Linked DNA regions of Homo sapiens: all the other regions are linked to region 2. Evidence: chromatin loops called from intact Hi-C (ENCODE). Cell type or tissue: endothelial cell of umbilical vein. All regions are shown on one strand. Each heading gives the region's core, and the rest is flanking DNA. Links, peaks and the distances in the headings are about the cores only.

The links. A loop is a pair of places that touch in the nucleus more often than their neighbours do. Peaks named below come from ENCODE experiments on the same cell type or tissue, not always from the same donor. Only the 100,000 strongest peaks of a DNase experiment are listed, where the experiment ranks them.
Region 1: a loop joins it to region 2, with 3.0 times the contacts of the local background. A loop is called at or near these places in 8 of 110 quality-filtered maps.
Region 3: it touches region 2 in a loop (13-fold over the local background); 89 of 110 quality-filtered maps call a loop at or near these places.

What each region holds. Positions count from the first base shown.
Region 1 is chr12:10,560,093-10,566,114 of GRCh38, reverse strand. All of the region lies in intron 1 of LINC02446 (long intergenic non-protein coding RNA 2446), which reads right to left. Among named protein-coding and RNA genes, the nearest start is that of LINC02446, 9.7 kb to the right of the region's middle. In endothelial cell of umbilical vein, for the core only: a CTCF peak has its summit at 3,604 (motif pointing right); a DNase peak (open chromatin) is centred at 3,594.
Region 2 is chr12:9,748,142-9,754,163 of GRCh38, reverse strand. CD69 (CD69 molecule) reads left to right here. Exons shown (of 5, transcript NM_001781.2): 5 at 575-1,678. The coding sequence ends at 683. Among named protein-coding and RNA genes, the nearest start is that of CD69, 9.7 kb to the left of the region's middle. RefSeq lists a silencer at 2,617-2,696 and an enhancer at 3,157-3,451. In endothelial cell of umbilical vein, for the core only: CTCF peaks have their summits at 3,239 (motif pointing left) and 5,322 (motif pointing left); DNase peaks (open chromatin) are centred at 2,683, 3,233 and 5,303; H3K27ac peaks cover 1,117 bases.
Region 3 is chr12:9,922,865-9,928,886 of GRCh38, reverse strand. CLEC2A (C-type lectin domain family 2 member A) reads left to right here. Exons shown (of 5, transcript NM_001130711.2): 2 at 2,544-2,627. Among named protein-coding and RNA genes, the nearest start is that of CLEC2A, 6.5 kb to the left of the region's middle. In endothelial cell of umbilical vein, for the core only: a CTCF peak has its summit at 2,882 (motif pointing right); a DNase peak (open chromatin) is centred at 2,916.

The DNA of each region.
Region 1 (6,022 bases), core at 505-5,504, 810 kb before region 2:
AATCAATATCGTGAAAATGGCCATACTGCCCAAAGTAATTTATAGATTCAATGCTATCCCCATCAGTCTACCACTGATTTTCTTTACAGAATTAGAAAAAAAAAAAAAAAACACTTTGAATTTCATATGGAACCGAAAAAGAGCCTATATAGCCAATACAATCCTAAGCAAAAAGAAAAAAGCTACAGGCATCACGCTACCTCACTTCAAACTATACTACAAGGCTGCAGTAACCAAAACAGCACAGTACTGGTACCAAAACAGATATATAGACCAATGAAACAGAACAGAGGCCTCATAAGCAGTGCTACACATCTGCAACCATCTGATCTTTGACAAACCTGACAAAAACAAGCAATGGAGAAAGGATTCCCTATTTAACAAATGCTGTTGGGAAAACTGTCCAGCCAAATGCAGAAGACTGAAACTGGACACCTTCCTTATACCTTATAGAAAAGTTAACTCAAGATCGATTAAAGACTTAAGCATAAGACCTAAAACCATAAAAACCCTAGAAGAAAACTTAGGCAATACCATTCAGGACATAGGCATGGGCAAGGACTTCATGACTAAAACACCAAAAACTGGCAATAAAAGCCAAAATTGACAAATGGGATCTAACCAAACAAAAGAGCTTCTGCACAGAAAAAAAAAACAAAAAACTATTATCAGAGTGAACAGGCAACCTACAAAATGGGAGAAAATTTTTGCAATCTATCCATCTGACAAAGGGCTATATCCAGAATCTACGAGGAACTTAAATTTACAAGAAAAAAAAAACAACCCCATCAAAAAGTGGGTGAAGGATATGAACAGATACTCCCCCAAAGAACACATTTATGCTGCCAACAGACATAGGAGAAAAAGCTCATCATCACTGGTCATTAGAAAAATGCAAATCAAAACCACAATGAGATACCATCTCATGCCACTTAGAATGGCAATCATTAAACAGTCAGGAAATAACAGATGCTGGAGAGACTGTGGAGAAATAGAAACGCTTTTACACTGTTGGTGGGAGTGTAAATTAGTTCAACCATTGTGGAAGACAGTGTGGCGATTCCTCAAGGATCTAGAACCAGAAATACCATTGGACTTAGCAATCCCATTACTGGGTATATACCCAAAGGATTATAAATCATTCTACTATAAAGACACATGTACATGTATGTTTATGGCAGCACTGTTCACAATAGCAAAAACTTGGAACCAACCCAAATGTCCATCAATAATAGACTGGATAAAGAAAATGTGGCACATATACACCATAAAATACTAAGCAGCCATAAAAAAGGATGAGTTCCCGTCCTTTGCAGGGACATGGATGAAGCTGGAAACCATCATTCTCAGCAAAGCAACACAGGAACAGAAAGTCAACCACCACATGTTCTCACTCATAAGTGGGAGTTGAACAATGAGAATACATGGACACAGGGAGGCAAACATCACACACCAGGGCCTGTCAGAGGGTGGGGGGCTAGGGGAGGGATAGCATTAGGAGAAATACCTAATGTAGATGACGGGTCGATGGGTGCAGCAAACCACCATGGCACGTGTATACCTATGTAACAAACCTGCACGTTCTGCACATGTATCCCAGAACTTAAAGTATAATTCAAAAATAATAATAATAATGAAAAGGAAGCTTACTACAAAACTTTCATTTCTCTTTTCCTAGGATATAGAATTTCTAAGTGGCCCTTAAATAATACAATAAAGCATACATAATTTGTAATAATCCTAACATAAAATATCAGTATATAATAGAGATAGGATAATACATAATGAAATGTTGGTTGAGACTTGAAACGTATCATTTATGATGGAGATATTAGGTTATAAAAATCCAAAAACATGTGAAAGATGAGAATTTGAAATGTCTTATTTTTATAACAAAAGAAGTTTAACTCTAAAATAGGAGATGACTTCATGGCCTGCAGCTGGAGTTAATTATCGTGGCAAAAACAAACGGGTCCCAAACTGACTAAAAATCAGTTGCTTGACCAGCCATTTACTGAAATATTTTGCTTATTGGTCTAGGGAGATCACTACAAGCCCAGAAAGATGTAAAAGGATGCATTAATACAACTAATGGAAGTTATCAAGTGGAATTATAGCCTTAGAGAAGAATAAAAATTATAGGAATAACAAAAGAAATGAAGTTTAAAAACTATTGTTATATTTTAGGATAGGTTTAAGAGTAAGCAATAGGTTTTGTAATAATTTTCTTTGGGTATATTTGCTACTTAAGGTGTTTGAGGTGCTCAAAAGACTTAGCTTAACTAAATCTGTAATTGTAGTTTAAATTTGTATAGGACTTAAGTAATTTTGTATAGGACTTGAGTAATTATGTTGAAATCACTATTCAAATGTTTGAATAGCTTTCTTTCTTTTTTTTATTTTTTTAAGACAGGGTTTCTTGCTCTGTCACCCAGGCTGGAGTGCAATGGGCGATCTTGGTTCACTGCAGCCTCCACCTCCCGACTTCAAGTGATTCTCCTGCCTCAGTCTCCTGAGTAGCTGGGATTACAGGCATGGGCCACCATGCCTGGCTAATTTCTGTATTTTTAGTAGAGATGGGGTTTCACCATGTTGGCTAGGCTGATCTTTGAACTCCTGTCCTCAAGTGATCCGTCCACCTCAGCCTCCCAAAATGCTGGGATTACAGGCATGAGCCACCAGGCCAGGCTCAAATTCTTTTTATTAGTTAATTAGTTAACTATTTGTGTGTAACAAATTACTAAATTATCCCACAACTTATGCTTTTTTTGGGTCAGGAATCCAGCCATGGGTGACTCTGACTTAGAGTTTCTCACAAGGATGCCTTTGGGGTGTGGGTGAGGGCTACAGTCATCTGAAGGCTCAGTTGGGGCAGACTCATATGCAGCCTCATGCACATGCTGTTGGCTGGTGTGAGGTCCTCACTCACTGTTAACAGGAGAAATGTCAATGCCTTGCCTCATAGACCTCTCCATAGAGCTACTCACTTCATGGCAGTTTGTTATTCTGTTTTCTGCTGGGGACGTGTATGTGGGAGAGGGGAGTGGGAGAGAAAGAGGGAGAGAAAGAGAAACAGAGATGCCAACTTGAGCACACACTCTGGGAAGAAGATTATACAATGGCATGAATACCAAGAAGTGGAATGATGACTGGAGTTATTTTAGAGAAAGTCAACCACAATTACATATCATACATTTGATAAAAATGATTCAAATGACAAATATTAGTAAATATTAGTCACCACTTGTGAAAGCCTTTGGTAAAATTTATAGTGGTAAATTTGCATTATGTATCCCCATTAAACTACACATTCCTGGAAATCATGCATGGAGACTTCATCTTTTTCATCAGCAGGGAATAGTACTACCATGTGGTAGGTACTCCAAAAACTCAGGTTGAAGAGATGAATGAATGAGCATTGTTTGAGTTTGTAATCTTCATTTTACATGGCTCCTGATAATTTTTAGAAATCCAAACAGCAAGAATGCTTTCTGACAACGTATAAGACTTGTGCTATTTGCCATCACCTTATAAATTTAATTTTGCTCATTACAGTTTTCAAAAGGTTTTTCACTTCTGATTCTGTAATTTTGTACTAGGCCACCAGATGGCATCACCACATAAACCAAGCTCTAAAATCAAGGCTTATTTGAAAATTAGTCTTGCTGGTCAGAATGAAGTAATAACTATATTCTCATAAACTGCTGTAGCAAATGTTAGTAGATAACTACTGCACACAAATTTAGCAAAATATATTGATAACCTTAAAAAATGGTAGTACTTTTTGAGCCAATGAGTCTACTAGAAATCTATCTTCAGAAAATAATGTGGACAAAATGGTACACACTCAAGATTTTACCTTAGCATTATTGGAATTGTCAAATACCAGGTAAAATCTTGGGTCCAACAATAATGAAAGGGTTAGTATATATGATACAATCATACAATTAAAAAACATACACACTTTCAAATGACTTATGAAGTATTCAATGACATGAGAAATGCTTCTGGCATAATGCTAATTTATGAATTGGGTTGTAAACTAATGTGTGATTCCCAGTATGTTGCATAGAAATTATAGAAAGGAAACATATTAATGTAATTTTATAAGGAAGTGTTTTTCTCTCTTCATATTTCTCCTTGTTACTCCAATTTTTAACAATGACTCCTTGGAACATCATATGTTAATAAGAAAAAATCAAGTTAACAATAACATAACATTAGTTTTTTAGGGCTGGGCATGGTGGCTCACTCCTGTAATCCCAGCCCTTTGGGAGGCTGAGGCAGGTGGATCACCTGATATCAGGAGTTTGAGACTAGCCTGGCCAACATGATGAAACCCCATCTCTACCAAAAAATACTAAAGTTAGCTGTGTGTGGTGGCTCACACCTGTAGTCCCAGCTTACTCAGGAGGCTGAGGCAGCAGAATCCCTTCAATTTGGGAGGCTGAGATTGCAGTGAGCTAAGAAGGCACCATTGCACTCCAGCCTGGGCCACAGAGCAAGACTCTGTGTCAAATAAATTAAAAGCTTTTTAGTACTTATAATTTAAAATTGTTTGTCTTCTACTATGTTAAACCATAAAAATATGCATTCATTCAGCCAGGCATGGTGGTTCATGCCTATAATCTCAGCACTTTGAGAGGCCAATGTGGGAAGATTGTTTGAGGCTAGGAGTTTGAGTCCAGCCTGGGCAACAAAGCAAGACCCTGTCTCTACAAAAAGGGAAAAATTTTAAAAATTAGCTGGGCATGGTGGCACATGCCCATAGTTCTTGCTACTCAGGGAGCCGAGATGGGAGGATTGCCTGAGCCCGAGAGACAATTCAAAGTAGAGGCTGCAGTGATCTATGATCAGGCCACTACACTGCGCCCTGGGCAACAGAGTGAAACCCTGTCCCAAACAAAAAACAAAAATCAAAGAAAAAGCATTCATTCAGCAATTATTTATTAGTGGTTTTTATAAATTGCACTGTATGTTGATGGTTCAAAAGTGAGTAACACAATTTCTGCCTTCCCTGAATGTATGATCAACTTGGATTGAAAGCTATATAAACAGATATTTTGTAAAATAACAAGTACAATGCTAAAGACTAATGATGGTACAATAAACTTTCTTCATCCCATTTAATAGTTGCAACTCTTCCAATTTGAATTATTCTACAATATTTGGTTTATGTGACATACTGAACTTTGTACATATTTTTCATTGTATAATGATTTCCAACAGCAAATATGGCACATGAGTAAAAAATATTTGCATTGGTTACGGGTATTTCTCTGTTGGAAAAGATATTCTCTACCTGTGAGAAAAGGATTATTGGTGCTGTTATTAAGGTAGATTATGGTAGGAAATACTGTTAATAAAATATCTTGGTGGTTTGATTTTTCCAACATTTGAACTGTGAGGCTGAGATGATTTTTAATAATATGGGTTTCCACAAGATTCCCCCTCTTCTCTAGAACTCAGCATTTTAACACAGCAGAATTCATATGTGAAGAGGGAGAACATGTATAGGCAACTCTTTTTGGAGAGGAGGAGTTATCTTTGGAAAGCAGCCTTTTAAAGATGGTTTTCCTCAACACCATCTGTACTAAAATACAAAAATTAGCCACGCGTGGTGGCGTATGCCTTTAGGCCCAGCTACGCGGGAGGCTGAGGCAGGAGAATCACTTGAACCAGGGAGGTGGAGATTGCAGTGAGCCGAGATGGCACCACTGACTCCAGCCTGGGCGACAGAGTGAGACTTCATCTCAAAAAAAAAGAAAAAAAAAAAAAACCAACATTTGTGTGTCATATCCCTTGAATGTAAAAAACAAAGTGATTTGTATGGAAAAGGCTTTTTAAAAAAAAATTTGACAAACATTTTCTATAATTAATTACAGAAAAGTAGGGTGAGAATGATCACATAATTTATCCTCTCCTTCCTACCTATGTAAGTATAAGCGAGGATTAAAGTAGACTACATAAAATATAGATGTACATTTGTCAATTGAATGTCCTTTCGTGAGTCATCTAATGC
Region 2 (6,022 bases), core at 592-5,591:
TATGAGTTTCTATACACCTGAAAGAAAATTTGCCCCAGAATTAGATACTCTATTTTCATTACCTTTAGTTAAAATACATTTAATGTTTGAAGATCATTTTATAAGTTTGCTGTTGATCATAATACTGATAAAGTATCGAGATTAAAATTCAGGTTTCTAGAAAAGGGATTCCTAATATTTGTCCTATGGCTCCATATCCACAGATGGGCTTCAGGAGCCATAAACCCCTTAAAGCTGTATGCACTAGTATGCATGGCTGTTGAATGCATACAATTTTGTGAAATTATTTATTGAAAAATCTATGAACTCAGAAATGACCAAGAATCACTTATCTGGTGCCATGCCAACCAAATGAATGGCGTGCTTTCCTCTTACTTCCATATTTTTTCTCCACATCCTATTTTTTTTTCAATTCTTGTCCATTGTCTCTACAGATTAGTCTATGATTATTTGACTTGTGTATCCCACTAAGAATTTAAAAGAAGCAGAGGTCACCATCTCCGAGTTCATTCTCATGTAACTGAATGAAAACAATGAGCTGAAAATAATTCTAAGTTTTTTTATTGTTTGACAGGTTCAACGTTACAGGGTCTGACAAGTGTGTTTTTCTGAAAAACACAGAGGTCAGCAGCATGGAATGTGAGAAGAATTTATACTGGATATGTAACAAACCTTACAAATAATAAGGAAACATGTTCACTTATTGACTATTATAGAATGGAACTCAAGGAAATCTGTGTCAGTGGATGCTGCTCTGTGGTCCGAAGTCTTCCATAGAGACTTTGTGAAAAAAAATTTTATAGTGTCTTGGGAATTTTCTTCCAAACAGAACTATGGAAAAAAAGGAAGAAATTCCAGGAAAATCTGCACTGTGGGCTTTTATTGCCATGAGCTAGAAGCATCACAGGTTGACCAATAACCATGCCCAAGAATGAGAAGAATGACTATGCAACCTTTGGATGCACTTTATATTATTTTGAATCCAGAAATAATGAAATAACTAGGCGTGGACTTACTATTTATTGCTGAATGACTACCAACAGTGAGAGCCCTTCATGCATTTGCACTATTGGAAGGAGTTAGATGTTGGTACTAGATACTGAATGTAAACAAAGGAATTATGGCTGGTAACATAGGTTTTTAGTCTAATTGAATCCCTTAAACTCAGGGAGCATTTATAAATGGACAAATGCTTATGAAACTAAGATTTGTAATATTTCTCTCTTTTTAGAGAAATTTGCCAATTTACTTTGTTATTTTTCCCCAAAAAGAATGGGATGATCATGTATTTATTTTTTTACTTCCTCAGCTGTAGACAGGTCCTTTTCGATGGTACATATTTCTTTGCCTTTATAATCTTTTATACAGTGTCTTACAGAGAAAAGACATAAGCAAAGACTATGAGGAATATTTGCAAGACATAGAATAGTGTTGGAAAATGTGCAATATGTGATGTGGCAAATCTCTATTAGGAAATATTCTGTAATCTTCAGACCTAGAATAATACTAGTCTTATAATAGGTTTGTGACTTTCCTAAATCAATTCTATTACGTGCAATACTTCAATACTTCATTTAAAATATTTTTATGTGCAATAAAATGTATTTGTTTGTATTTTGTGTTCAGTACAATTATAAGCTGTTTTTATATATGTGAAATAAAAGTAGAATAAACACAATGGTTTCCAAGAAAGTTCATTCCTTCAAAATACATTAAAAAGTATATACTATATGAGAAAGCAGAAAACAGTTACTATAACTTAGGAAAAAATCCCATGTAGAGTAAAACCCTTAGTTTTATAATAGCTTATACATATCAAATTGTTTTCATATGCTTATATGCTAAAGGGTGTATGTATCCATATCCATTTTTCTGTATATAGCAGATGCTCTGTAATAATTACTCCTCATAGTCAATGCTCTGAAAGTATCTTGTTCAATTCTGAGGTGCTACATACACTTTAGTTATTTATGTAAAATAATTCAATATATAGAAAAGAGGCATAATCTTCATGGGATATTTCAATCAGCAAAAAACTCAATGATGTAGTTTGGATGTGTGTCCCTGCCCAAATCTCATGTCGCATTGTAATCCCCTTTGTTGGAGGTGGGGCCTGGTGGGAGGTGATTACATCATGGGAGCGAATCTCTCATGAATGGTTTAGCATCATCCTCTTGATGGTCTCCTTGCACCTGAGTGAGTTCTCAGGAGATCTGGTCTTTTCAAAGTGTGCAGCACTTTCTCTCTCTCTCTCTCTCTTTCTCTCTCTCTTTCCTGCTTTCTCCATGTGACATGCCTGCTCCCACTCCACTTCACCTTCCAACATACATAAAAGCTCCCTAAGCTTCCGCGGAAGCTGAGCAGTGTCAGCATTATGCTTGTAAAAACTGCAGAACCGTAAGCCAATTAAGCCTTTTTTCTTTATAAATTACCCAGTCTCAGATATTTTTATAGCAATGCAAGAATAGCCTAATACATTTGATTACCTTCAAAATTGTTTTATAAATGTAATTTGCAATATTCTTCTCTGCTTGTTGGAAATGTATGATGTGTATGGTATCTCTAAACTATTGGCAAACGGCAAACAGAAATGTGGATTTCAGACACTGCTTAGTGAAAAATAATGACCTCTGTGCTCCTGAGTTCCCACAGCTGTGGGAAAAAAGAAACAAGCAGCCTCCTAGCGGTAATATTCTATCATTACCAACAATCTACTCCCGAGTCATCTTAGAAAACAATGTCTTGCGATTAATATTTTAGTTATAACATATTTTTATGTGCATAAATCTAATCAAATTATGAAAATTGAGAGCAAGCTTAAAAATATTTCTATATTAGTATGACACAATTTTTAAGTCATTGAATACTGACTGTATCACCTAACAATTCAATGAATTTTATCATTTTTACAAATAATTTTATTGAATCCCTATAATTATGTGAAATGAGCAGCTGATGTATTTCCCTTTCCAGAGGAAGAAGTTGAAATTATGTTGAAAAAGCGACGCAAAACACGGATAACAGAGTTATTTTTTACACATAATTTGAAGTCATTTTATTCATAAGGACAACTGTTTTCTTTAAATAGATAAAAAATATACAATTCTTAAAGGGAATAATGTTATTATTTAAAGTATGACTCTACTTGCAAGTGACCAATGACAAATATAAAAAATGGGTTTGTCTCAAGAACCCCTCCTGCCCCCGGCTAAGTCCCCTGTTACAAAAGTTGCAGTGCCATCTAGTGGTTATACGAGATTACTGCACTTCTGTTTTAAGGATCCTACAAAACATCTATGTGGAGCGTGGAGCTGCTGAGACCCAAAGCACGGGGGCCAGACCGCCCGAGTTTCATCTCTGCCACGCGCGGGCTGACTAGCTATTTTATCAGAACTCGTTCAAAATTCAGCTAAAATTAGTTAGATGTTAAATTAGTTAGTACATGAAAACAAACTTAAAACATTATCTGGCTCCCTAGTACACCATAGGCATGTATTAAATACTCATGATGATTATTAGAACTAGAAACACTATGTCTTCAAACTTCCAGTATTGGCATAAAGCCGCGTTTCTACACGACATGTCTATTTCTACGTAATATATCTTATTTGTATTTGTTTTTGGAAAGCCTTTTAAAAATTTCATTTCACAAGTTATAAGTAAGCACCTACTACTATGGTGGACACCAGAGTTAAAATACTCAGCAAATTCCGCATGGCAACTGGCCTTGTGGAATTCGTGGTCTATTTGTAAAACAAACAACAAGATGAATTGACATGGTGTGATGAATGTTATAATAGGAAAAACGTAGGGTGCTATGGAAGCATATTAAAGATATACTCCTGTATTCAAACCTTTAGCTAATTATCAAAATTTTAACTCTGTAGGCTACATTCATCTTGGATAGTTACATAAATATGTGTAAAATAAAACTATCAGTTATCCGTGTTTTGCGTTGCTTTTTCAACATAATTTCAATTTCTTCCTCTGGAAAGGGGAATACATCAGCTGCACATTTCACATAATTGTAGGGATTGGATAAAACTTTTTAAAAAGGCTAAAATGCCATTGAACTGTTAGGTGCTATAGTCAGTATTCAACTACTTAAAAATTGTATGATACTAATATAGAAATGATATTTTTAAGCTTGCTGTCAATTTTCATAATTTGATTAGATTTTGCACATGAAAATGTATTATAACTGAAATTAAAATGTAAATGATTTTTCAGGGAAAAATATTGGGAAATATATGACCAGAACGACTGCTGGTGATGGTGTAAACTGGTTTCCTTTACCCTTTGGAAAGCAGCTTGACAATACTTACTGGGGAGGGAGGGAGATTTTAAAGAAATAATCTTGGATGTGCAAGACATAACCACAAAAATGTTTATCAAAGGGATATTTCTAGTAGTGAAAAATCAGAAGCTACCTAATTGTCCAAAACCAAAGATTTAGTTAAATAAATATAATGCTCCTACATGATGAAATGCTATCCCAACATTAAAAAATAATGAAGAACATTTATGTATATGAAAGAATACTCAAACTATTATTGCTGCTAGTTTAAAATAATATATACAATAGGATTATTTCCTGTTCAATATTAAATATACAAAACATGTTTTATATTTCTATATGCTGACAGAAAGTAAAACTACTAAAGTAAACACAGTGGTTTTCCCTGAGGAGGAGGAATATAGGAAGTATTTATTTTCTTTATGTTTTTCTATAATTTTGGATCTCTTTCTTTCTTTCCTTTCTTTTTCTTTTCTCTTTTTTCTTTCTTTCTTTCTTCTTTTTTTCCTTTTTTTTTTTTTTCCGAGTCTCACTCTGTCGCCCAGGCTGGAATGCTGTGGCTCGATCTCCGCTCACTGCAGCTTCTGCCTCCCGGGTTCAAGCAATTCTCCTGCCTCAGCGTCCCGGGTAGCTGGGATTACAGGCGCGCACCACCACGCCCGGCTAATTTTTGTATTTTTAGTAGAGACGGGGTTTCACCATGTTGGCCAAGCTGGTCTCGAACGCCTGACGTCAAGTGATCCGCCGGCTTCAGACTCTCAAAGTGCCGGGATTACCCGCGTGAGCCACCGCGCCCGGCCAATTTTGAATTTTCCTATAATGAAATTATTTTATTCTTAAGAAAAAGTGTTTTCTTTAAATAGATACAAATATATAATTCTTAAAGGGAATAGTTTTATTATTTAAAGCATGACTCTACTGTCTGGTGACCAATTACAAATACGAAAAATGAGTTTATTTCAAGAACCCCTCCTGCCTGTCTTAAAGATCTCTGTTGCAAAAGCTGCAGTGCCATCTAGTGACTGTATGAGATTACTGCACTTCTGTGTTAAGTCATTGTCAAAGGACATTAAAAAATAATTTCTTGCTGGCTATAATTAACAATAATATATTGCACATTTCAAAATCGCGAAGCAAATAAATTTCAAATGTTCTCACAATGAAAAATTATAAGTATTTGATGGTGATTGATATGGTAATTAGCTTGACTGAATCATTCCACATTGTGTACAAATAACACTACATTATACCCCACAAATAGATACAATTATAATTTGTCAATTTACAATAAATTTTTAAAATATATCTTGGTTATTTTTTACACTCAAGTGGCTTGTGTGTGTGTGGATGATGATTCTTGGTTTCTTTTGTGGAAAGATGTGGCAGTCACCACTCTCTCAACACTACATTTTGTATTTTTTCTAGTTATAAAGGAAATGGCATAATCTAGAAAAGTAAAACTTAACCTTTGATAATGCTGCACCCCATTCATATTTCTCAATATTTGTAATGCCAAATTTAAAATGTAATTAAAATAATGCATGTAAAAGTGTTTCGTCTATGCTAAAGAACTACATTACCATAAGTTGACTTGCTTCCAAATTTCTAGGTTCTGAGACCTGAAGTTCACATTATTTTCTCCTTATTTTACATATACTTACCAATAACTTGAAACCAACAAACAAAAATCTGCACATTATAAACTTAAAATTACAGATTTCTAGT
Region 3 (6,022 bases), core at 505-5,504, 170 kb before region 2:
TTGTGTATGTGTTTCGGTTCCCCTATATCCTGCTAACACTTGGTGCTGTCAGTCTTTTTCATTTTAACAGTGCAAGTGGCATGTAGTCATATTCCATTGTGGTTTTATTCTGCATTTTGCTTGTGACTAATAATATGGAACATCTTTTATGTGCTTATTGCTCACTTGCGTGTATTCTTCTGTAAGTATTTGTTCAAGACTTTGGTTCTTTTTTTTATCAAGTTGTTTGTACTATATCTCTAAACTACAGACCTTTTAGTATTTTCGATACCAGTCTTTTTTGCATACACATATTGTGACTATTTTCTCCCAGTCTGTAACTTGCATATTTATATTCACAACAGTGTCTTGTATCTTGAAATGGGCAGAGGTTTCTTTCTTTCTTTCTTTCCTTCTTCTTTCTTTCTTTCTTTTTCTTTTTTAAGACAGAGCCTCACTCTGTCACCCAGGCTGGAGTGCAGTGGCATAATTCTGATCACTGCAGCCTCCGCCTCCTGGGTTCAAGTATTCTCCTGCCTCAACCTCCCGAGTAGCTGGGATTACAGGTGCCTGCCATCATGCACAGCTAATTTTTTGTGTTTTTAGTAGAGAAGGGGTCTCACCATGTTGGCCAGGCTGGTCTCAAATTCCTGACCTCAGGTGATCCACCCTCCTTGGCCTCCCAAAGTGCTGGGATTACAGGCATGAGCCACTGTGCCCAGCCCTTAAATTTCAATTAAATTCAATTTATCATTTTCTTTTAATTTTACACTGTACTTTCTCTTCTTTCTCTAAGACAGCTTTACTAATTCTCATGGTCACAAACTATTTTATGTTTTCTAGAAATTGTATGGTTTCAGGTTTTATGTTCAGGTCAATAATACGTCTTAAATAAATTTTGTAAGCTGATGTTGTCGTATGGTAAAGCCTTTTTTTCTCAATTGTTTCAATACCTTTTGTGTAAGACATGGCTTTGCCCACAAATTACTATTTTGGGTGTCTGAAATTTGTGCAGTGGTTTTTATCTTTTCTTCTTCCTTGTTCTTCATTTCTCCCTAATCTTGAAAAAAAAAACACATTTTATGTTTTCTATCTTTAGCTATTGTTTCTCTAGATGTAAGATAAATTACCAAACTCTTCTTCCTATCAAACATTCTCTTTGTAAACATCTCAGAATCTGGCTTCTCTCAATCCAGTCTTGAAATTACTTTATTGCACATTATCTGTAGTCTGGTGATCATGAAAACTAGTAACTTTTTCAAGTTTTCATTCACTAAGGCTGCTTTAAGTTCTGAAGAAAGAGAGAAAACATGACTTCTTTTTAAATTTTTCTTTCTTCAAGTCCTCTTTTCTGATATTTAAATATATGTATGTATATGTACATGTATATATACATACATATAAAGCATATATATGCATATAGGCATGCATACATATATATAATCTGTGTTTATGCATATATGCACGATATACACATATAGTCATGCACCATAGAACAATGTTTTGGTCAATGACAGATTGCATAACAACAATGGTCCCATAAGATTACAATGAAGCTGCCTTGTAAAGGTGTACCATTTTTGATCTTTTATATGGTATTTTCACTGTACCTTTTCTATGTTTAGACGCAAGCATTTAGCATTGTGTTATAATTGCCTGCAGTAATTAGTACGATAACATGCTATCCAGTTTTGTAGTCTAGGAGCAACAGTCTGTAATATATAGCCTAGGTGTTAGTAGGCTATACTGTCTAAGTTTGTGTAAGTACATTCTATGATGTTCCAACAATGACACAATCACCTAAAGGCACATTTCTCAAAATATCTCCCCATTGCTAAGCTATGCATGACTGTACACACACACACACAGACACACACATACACGCACATTCTTCCTAGATTGTTTCTACATCTACTAATGATATATCAGCTACAATTACTTTATCATTAATAGAATTATTATTTGTTCTTAACCTCATAGCATTTCCACGAGTGTCAAATCCTGAGTTTTCTCTAATTTTGTTTGCTTACCACAAATAAATAAATTACTGCTTTTATCTTGAATATTCTCTGGCTGAAACACATTGTTTATTTCCTCCATGGCTTAAAGAATAAAGAAAAATATATCTCTCATTTAAGGTCTTCTGTCATGACCTTATGACTCCTTTCTTTCCTGTCTTTAATCCTATTGCCTTATATATCTGTTATAAACATTTGCTCTAATCGTGGACCTTTTGATGATCTTTATGCCTTTTTGCTTAAAATCCCCCATTCAAACTATTTCTACCTTTTAAGTAAACTTTCCTTTCCTTTCCTTCCTCATTCCCCCAAAACTCAGTGATTTCTCCACTCACCACTCTCTCGAGCCGAACAGCTATAGCAATCATTTTTTGGTACTTATCTTCCTTGCACTTTTTGATGGTTTGCTATCCTTTGTTATTTTGAGATGTATGTACTTGATTGAGGGTTTCCTGATTAACAATTATAGGAGAGGAATACACCAGTAATAATATCGAGTCAGTGTTTATTCAGAAATTGTAAAATATGTGTTGATTTAATTTGCAGTTCCCAAGTTGATACAAAACTGGAAGATTGGCCTTATGTGCTTCCTGAGTATTATTATTACTACAGTTTGCATTATTATGATAGGTGAGTGGTTTAATTCATACACTTTCTATGGTTCTTCACTCCTGAAGGGTCCATGTATATCTCAAGTTTAACTCCAAATCTCCCACATCTAGAGTGATTAAAGGGTTTTATAGACACTTGTCCTCAAATTTTTACCAGTTCAACAGTTTTTACCATAATCCTTGCCTCTCCCCCAAACACTCTCAGTTTTACAATAGAATTATGTTCTTGACTTTATAGTCCTTGATGCTTAAGAAAAATAATCTTAAATTCTTAGATGACCACCAGATGGCAACAGCAATAGCGATGTTACTGAAATGCCAGGGGTTCAGTCTAGGTCCCATTGCTCAGGGCACAGAAAGCCAATCCCGGAGACAATGACTATTCCCGAATTAGGGAGGGGTAGGGAAGAAGAGTTGGTCAACAGGGAGCAGGTGGTCGGTTAGACAATCATGGCAGTGAGGAGTCCCTTGTCTGGAAGTGGTGATCTGGTGACTTTCGGTTTCCTGTTACTATCTGAGAGGACTAAAGGTCAGATTCCTAAAGAATGAACTCAAATAAGACAAATGTAAGTTTCAAGTTTTAAAACTAGGAGGATCAATTTCTATATTTATAAAAAAAAATCCCACATAAACATCAGTTCTATGGGCTTGTTACAGATAATTTTCTTTTTTAGAGTTTGTGAATTAGTGAGCTAATGTTAAATACACTATGCTCTGCTATTTGTATTTAATCCTCATTAGACTAGGATACAGGTATAAGAAAATCCATTTACAGATAAAAAATATACAGGACAGAATGAGTAAGTTGCCTCTCACAAATAATACATTCCAGACCTAGGATCAAACACCTTGGCTGTATAACTCTAATGCTTGATAAATTTTAAAAACCATGCAGCTTGACCTTCATAATTGTAGCATTCCTTTAATTTCTTTTTAATCAAGAGTAAGTTATGTCACTAATAGTTTGTTCTATAAAACTTTATTTATTTCTATTAGTTGGAATGCAAAATCTTACCTCTACCCGCTCAGGGTTTTTCTGCGGGCCTGAGAATGAAATTGACACAAGACACATCAACTTGAGCAAAGCACATGCGTTTAGTTAATATAAGTTTGACGTGACATGCACGTCTTCCTTATGAAAGCCTAAAGATGCAGGTAGAGTTGAACACTTATATATTGAATTCAACAAAGGGTAATAAATTATGAAAATGTGGCAAGGCAAAGAGGTTTGATCTAGGGTAATTAATTGGGTAGAAAAGTGACCGGAAAGATAAATGTTAAATTAACAAATGTTGTTTGCACACATTTCCTTTGGCCTCAACTACCTATCCTTGACTATAAGAATGTTGCTTTCCTTCTGGTATAGAGAAGATATCTTTCACAAAGGTATTTTATCTCCTGCTTATAAGAAAAATAAGGAAGCTCAGAGTGTTTTCTCTTGCATCTGCTGTTTTAAAAGTGCGTTTAACTCAAAAGAGTCTATATGCCTGAGTGACATATTTCGGGGCATCATGTTCTGAACTCCTTCACTATCATATTAAGTTAAATGAAAAAAAACAAAGAAATAACGGCATATGTGACCTTTTGCAAGACTGTCTCATTGGAATTGCAATATTTGTAAAAATGAAGTTGTTAAATTTCCTCTGGGTTCTATGGGTTTATTTTGTGAAAAAGATCCAAAGGTAGAATTTAATTCCTGAGCCATGGCCAAATAGTCCCCAGCACTTGATTTTCCATATGCATGGTTTGCTTAATTTAGCACTTATATTTGGCTAAGTAGCACTGCTCTTTGTTTTGTTTTGGTTTGATTGGGTTGGGTTGGGTTGGGTTGGGTTGGGTTTCGGTCATTCTCAAGAATACTGATAGTCTTCTTGTTTATAGTCTCTACTGTCAGTGTAGTCTTAGAGCTTAATGTTATTGCTGTCTAAACATCTGGAAGTTAAATATAGACAAGAGTTTCTACAGTAAGTTTTTATGTTCATTTATTCATTGATTAAAAAGAGCAGAAAGACAAAAGAAGACATTTATGTGGCCAGTAAACATATAAAGAAAAGCTCATCATCACTGGTCAGTAGAGAAATGCAAATCAAAACCACATGAGATACCATCTCAGGCCAGTCAGTATGGCGATTATTATTTTTTCTTTTTTTCTTTTTTTTATTATTATACTTTAAGTTCTAGGGTACATGTGCACAATGTGCAGGTTTGTGTTACATATGTATACATGTGCCATGTTGGTGTGCTGCACCCATTAACTCGTCATTTACATTAGATATATCTCCTAATGCTATCCCTCCCCACTCTCCCAACCCCACGACAGGGGGGCTATCCCTCCCCACTCCCCCAACCCCAACATCACCCCAATGTGTGATATTCCCGTCCCTGTGTCCATGTGTTCTCATTGTTCAATTCCCACCTATGAGTGAGAACATGTGGTGTTTGGTTTTCTGTCCTTGCCATAGTTTGCTGAGAATGATGGTTTCCAGCTTCATCCATGTCCCTACAAAGGACATGAACTCATCCTTTTTTAAGGCTGCATAGTATTCCATGGTGTATATGTGCCACATTTTCTTAATCCAGTCTATCATTGATGGGCACTTGGTTTGGTTCCAAGTCTTTGCTATTGTGAATAGTGCCACAATAAACATACGTGTGTATGTGTCTTTATAGCAGCATGATTTATAATCCTTCGGGTATATACCCAGTAATGGAATGGCTGGGTCAAATGGTATTTCTAGTTCTAGATCCCTGAGGAATCGCCACACTGTCTTCCACAATGGTTGAACTAGTTTACAGTCCCACCAACAGTGTAAAAGTATTCCTATTTCTCCACATCCTCTCCAGCACCTGTTGTTTCCTGACTTTTTAATGATCACCATTCTAACTGGTGCGAGATGATATCTCATTGTGGTTTTGATTTGCATTTCTTTGATGGCCAGTGATGATGAGCGTTTTTTCCTGTGTCTGTTGGCTGCGTAAATGTCTTCTTTGAGAAGTGTCTGTTCATATCCTTCACCCACTTTTTGATGGGATTGTTTTTTTCTTGTAAATTTGTTTAAGTTCTTTGTAGATTCTGGATATTAGTCCTTTGTCAAATGGATAGATTGCAAAATACCTAATGCATGCGGGGCTTCAAACCTAGAAGATGGGTTGATAGGTGCAGCAAGCCACCATGGCACATGTATACCAACGTCACAAACCTGCACACTCTGCAGATTTATCCCAGAACTTAAAGTTTAACAAAACAAAACACAACAAAAAGAGCACAGAGACAGAGTTGAAACACATTATATCTTACACCCTGTGTAGTAGCCTGTATCCACTTCTGAGCACTACAAAATAATAATAATAATAATAAATCATGGTGGAGTAGGGGGTGCAGCCTTTGGAGTTTGCCCTACATTTGAGCATATA